2 separate regions of the Homo sapiens genome follow, and region 2 is linked to region 1. Evidence: chromatin contacts called from ENCODE Hi-C or POLR2A ChIA-PET data. All regions are on one chromosome and are shown on one strand. Each heading gives the region's core, a stretch centred on a gene start or an enhancer-like site at or near the end of the contact. The rest is flanking DNA. Distances are from core to core; before and after follow the strand shown.

Region 1 (2,549 bases), core at 33-2,532:
AAGCTTTTGCACACACTGTGCTTTTGTCTGAAATGCCCTTTCCTACTTTGTCAGTCTAGGGAATGACTTACCCATATTTTCAGTTGGACTTGAGCGCCACCTCCTGATGAAGCCTGCCCAGGTTCCCACAGGCAGAGCTAAGCCCAACCCCTACACCTCTCATCTCATCTAGGTGCTTGTCCATCTGTGTCCTCTCCATCCACTCAAGGGCAAGGGCAAGGTCTTCATCTTGCATCTGCGGGAGCTGGCACAGAGCCTGGTTCATGGTACATGCCCCAGGAATATTGGCTGAATAAAAGAAACAATGAGCAGAAATCAGCCAAACCCCCTGAGTTTTATTTCTCTTAATATTACCCTTAAAGTGACAGAAATGATAATGCTAATTATCTTTAAAGCAATGCCTGAATATATGAAAGAAAAGTGAAATTTTATTTTTCTTTCTTTTTTATTTTTATTTTTTAAGGCAAAGTCTCACTGACTCTGTCACCCAGGCTGGAGTGCAGTGGCATGATCTTGGTTCACTGCAACCTCCGCCTCCTGGATTCAAGTGATTCTCCTGCCCCAACCTCTGAGTAGCTGGGATTACAGGCACCTGCCACCACGCCCAACTAATTTTTATATTTTTAATAGAATTGGGGTTTCATCATGTTGGCCGGGCTGATCTTGAACTCCTGACCCCAGGTGATCCTCCCAATATGCTGGGATTACAGGCGTGAGCCACTGTGCCCGGCCTGAAAAGTGAAATTTTCTAAACTTTCCAGGATGCTCTTGAGGCTCCTGACCCCCAAGTACTCCCTCATAGCTTGTGGGAGCCCAGGCAGAAGTCCAGGGAGTGGAGCAGGCACCAGGACCCCACCAGCTTCCTAGCAGAGCTCCACCTGAGTGTCAGGCAGAGGTGGGAGTGAACCCCACGGGAGGGGAGGTTTCAGGCTGACCCAGCTGACTCTAGGATTGAGCTTTTTCCTCTAGGAGAAACACGCAACATCCTCCGCCTTGCCCTCCTCCAGGAATTGAGAAAATGTGTGGGGACACTGCTTTCTTATCACCGCGGAGTTGTCTAAGTTGAATTTTCCCAGAGAAGTTAGCAGCATTAGTATCAGTAAAATGAATGTGCTGAATGTTCAACTTTTTCTTTTTTTCTGTCTGTTTTTGGTCTTATCAGAAACTCCAAAAATAAACATTCTTTCTCAGGCTTGACCCTCACATGGCCTTGGTGTTCCCCTTCTGAAGAAATCAAACGCAACAATGGAAGGGCTTTGCACAGCCCTGGCCACATGGCTCCCCTCCAAGGCAGGCCTGTCCTCTGATGGACGTAGGCGGCCAGCCAACTTGTGATTTAAAAGTTGGCACTTCATGTAATTGCACTAAAGAGAAAAGAGATCCTGGTGGGTAGACACAGGCTCTGGATTGTTAGAAAATTACGTTTCTCATTATAAATTGTGATTTTAAAGGCAATTGTTTCACTCCTAAAAGAGGGCAAAGAGATAACAAGACTAATGGACAGATGGGCAAAGACTAGGATGATGATGGTAGTGGTGGTTATGTTGAGGAAGAAGATAATTTTTTAAAATCAAGAGAAGTAGTGTCAAGCTTAGTGCTTTTTTCAGACCTACAGATGTGAAATCAAAGTGGCAGGCACCATGGGGATCTTTGCTAAAGATAATAGAGGCCCATCTGATGCCCAGCCTAAGGTATGGCTCCCTCTAGTGGTCAGAGGAATTTCTGCATTGGCTCCTTCACTTGTAACAGACGCTCAGGCTCCAGCTTTTGATGCAAGCCAGCCAGGAGTTGAGACTTGGTCACTGGGTTTCCAGGGTGTAATTTTTCCCACTTTCACCTCCTTCCCTATCTTCCATGGCCTCTGGCTCCCAGCCCTACAATTTTCCAAGATCTCCTTCTATAGGTCCCAAACTAACATAAATAATAATATTGATTTGTCCAGTAACCTAAGGTTTACAGTTTGCTTTTGCATCAATTATCTGAATCCTATCCTTGTAAGGTAGATGTACCCATTTTATAGGCAAGCAGATTAAGTCTCAAAAAGGTAAAGTGACTTGCTCAAAATCACAAAACTAGTTAAATTTAGCACTGGGAGTTAAACTGGTATAGTCTGAGCCCAAATCATGAGCTTTTCCATTTACATTGCAGCAGCCTTCAAAAGGGGGAAATTATATGGTTGATTTGAAATACAGAGAAGTAGAAAAATGCTATGAATTTCATCATTTTCATAAACATCACACGGGGAGAAAATGTACTTAAATGAGACTTGCCTCTAATCAAATATGTGACCTTGGCCCTGAGGGGCTGATTCATGTAGGTTCAATAGTACTATAATCTACAACTTGATTGCAAGGTTAAGGTCTACTAAAACTGTTGGTGGGAGTTAGAAACTCAAATGGCCTAGGAAAAGCAATAGCCTTTCTGTGAGCCAGGCTGGGACACACTCCCTAACATATTCCTTACTTGTTCCAGCATACCTGAGCAATAGAGAGCCTCCCTGCAGGCATCTTGTCATACAAAGGGATTTTTCAGCTATGGACATCCCAGAA
Region 2 (2,549 bases), core at 24-2,523, 370 kb before region 1:
GATACCAAAAGCACCCCCCCCAATATCCCTCCTCTCCAAAAATATTTCCTGGTATTGCCAAATGCTCCCAAGTCCCCAGGGAGGCCAAATCACCCCCAGCTGAGAACCACTGCTATGTCAATGTTATTGCTCTTATTACTGGGCAGAGATAATTCCAGGTTTCCGTTGGATGGTTGTCTGGAGGTGACGAAGCCCCATGCCCCAAGACCCGCAAACAGGAGAGGGAGACGCATGTTGGACAGTTTAGGCTAAATGGACTAAGACCACATCCACACCAAAATTGTCTTTACAAGAGTTCTGATCCTACTTAAAAATAGTTGTGCTGATTGGGAACAGGAGTGCATCCTTTCCACAAAACATTCTTTTTTAAGTAAATACTGTCTATGAGAATGTTTTCATGTTATTGTTGCAGCTCAAAATTCTGTTTATAAGAATTTAGAATGATTTGTTTTCCATGGAGGCCTGGCAATGAAATCTAATTAAAAACCCCAATCATAAGTCCCCTTACCTTAAGACTCCCTGGGTATGGGCGCTGCAGAACCGCTAGATTCCCGCACAGTGAGCCTGTTCTGCTGACCTCCGTTAGACTTCTGGGGCCCCCATCAGTGGGGAGAGAGGGGGACCCAAAGCTGGATTTGCCACTTTAGGACCCACCGTTCATGACTAACCTGCCATTGGGGTCTTCTGGTGCCAAATTAGAACAGCACCAAGGAGCTTCCCCCGAGGGACCATACCTGCCAGCCTCCCCGGCCACCACAGCCTCTGCTTCCAGAGGCACATGGCCAGCTGCCTTCCTCTTCTCCCTGCCTTTCCCTGGCCTAGGAGATGGCAGGGAGGGAGAACCGAAGTTTAGGTGAATTTCTAGAACCAAGCCCTGGGCCCCATTTGCCTTCAGCACCTCTTTCTCTAGGTCACATTGGAAGGACTGGGGAGCCTTCTGCAGAGGTGGGGCATACACTCCTTAAGGTCATCTCTCTACCTGGCACAGTGCCCTTGCTTGGGGCTATCATAACATCTTCCAGCAACCCTGGGAGAAAGACTGGTGTCTTATGTTGCACCCAGCTTCCTAACAAGGCTGAGAAAAAAAAAAACCTTGATTTTGTAAATTGAGGGTAAAAAAAAATGAGTTTATATTTCCAACACGTCTTTACTCTGATCTCCTATAAAAAGAACCGTAGTAAGACGAGTGTGACGCTATCGCCGTTCCCAGTTCCTCAAATACCCTTCGTTCCAAGTTCTTCCTGCCCACAGCGTCTGGCCCTAGCTGGCTCCGGCGGGCTTCAGATGACTCTAGTTAACAGGAACTGTGTTTGCATTCTATTTTCTGCTGCTGCCCTGACCTGTCCTGTCCTGTTGATTAATAGACTTTATTAGAACATCCTCATTGTATTACATTTTTCATATCTGAGATAAGCTATAAGAATGGATTCAAGCATGAGATGTTTGATGCTTGGAATTCTTATTGTAGGCACTGAATAGGCGTGGTAACAAAGATAAGGAATTTAACTGAGTGGGTGTGTTCTGAAGTCACTCACAACCTTTCATTCATTCATTTACTGAACAAGCATTGACTGAGTGCCCCCTACGAGCCAGGATAGAATCAAAATGGGGCTGTGTTTTGAATGAGAGTCATTTAGGCTAATGTAAAAGAAAACATCAGCTTCCATAGTTTCCCCAAAGGGCATTAATTTGTGGATTTTTTTTTTCTGGAATTTTTAACAAATAAGATGACACCATGGTGCAAGAGAAAATGGGCTGTAATTTCTGGTTCTGTCTGAGAGTCATCTTCTTCCCTGCCAGCAGCTTTTCTTCATAGACACAGCCAGCACTCCACTTCCAGGCCGCTACATATGCACGTTTCAGACCTGAAAGCGTTTCTTTCCCCCACACTGTGTGATTTTAGGTGGATCATCTGCTCACTATCTCAGCCAACAACACACTTCAAAGCAGAGATGAGAACATTGCAGGGGGTAGAGAGTGAGGAGGCTTTGGCTTCATTAACAGCCAGTGGGAAGTGGAAAAGAGTGTCCTCCACATTCCCGTCCAGTGAGGTCAGCACCTTTGAGTTGTTCCCAGAATAACCGTATTATTCTATTACAAAAGAGACTTGCCAAATATTTACACTTTTCCTCTTTAAGGGCTGTGATTTATCTTTTTAAAATTCTTATTCTTGCTAATATACACATAACAAAATTTGCCATCTGAACCAGTTTTAGGTGTACACAGTTCAGCAGTGCTAAGGATATTCACATTGTGCCACAGAGCTCCACGACTTTTTTCTTGCAAAACTGAAAATCCATACTCAGTAAACGTCTCCCCATTGCCCCCATCCCAAACCCTGGGAGCCGTCATCCTGCTTTTTATTTCGATGAGTTTGACTGCTTTAGATACCTCATATCTAATACCACTTGGTATTTTACACAGTATTTGTCTTTTGGTGACTGGCTTATTTCACTTAGCATAATGTCCTCAAGGTTCACCTCTGTTGCAGTGTGTGTTAGAATTTCCTTTCATTTTAAGGCTGAATGGTATTTCATGACATGTTTATA

What was found. A loop is a pair of places that touch in the nucleus more often than their neighbours do. ChIA-PET counts read pairs that join two places held with the same protein, here RNA polymerase II (POLR2A). Pooled maps may share reads with other maps.
Region 2: a loop to region 1 is called in a pooled map, with 2.5 times the contacts of the local background. The contact joins two enhancer-like sites. A Hi-C loop is called at or near these places in 1 of 50 pooled maps. POLR2A ChIA-PET finds 5 or more read pairs at or near these places in 2 of 52 experiments (BJ and GM12878).

The regions. Positions count from the first base shown.
Region 1 is chr4:25,439,269-25,441,817 of GRCh38, reverse strand. It overlaps LOC105374536 (a long non-coding RNA gene), which reads right to left. Exons shown (of 4, transcript XR_925494.3): 2 at 72-288. Among named protein-coding and RNA genes, the nearest start is that of ANAPC4, 63 kb to the right of the region's middle. RefSeq lists a silencer at 28-137. Within about 2 kb of position 1,282, at least 9 of the 41 ENCODE cell types and tissues checked have a DNase peak (open chromatin) inside an H3K27ac peak, as active enhancers do.
Region 2 is chr4:25,813,340-25,815,888 of GRCh38, reverse strand. All of the region lies in intron 9 of SEL1L3 (SEL1L family member 3), which reads left to right. Among named protein-coding and RNA genes, the nearest start is that of SEL1L3, 48 kb to the left of the region's middle. Within about 2 kb of position 1,273, at least 7 of the 41 ENCODE cell types and tissues checked have a DNase peak (open chromatin) inside an H3K27ac peak, as active enhancers do.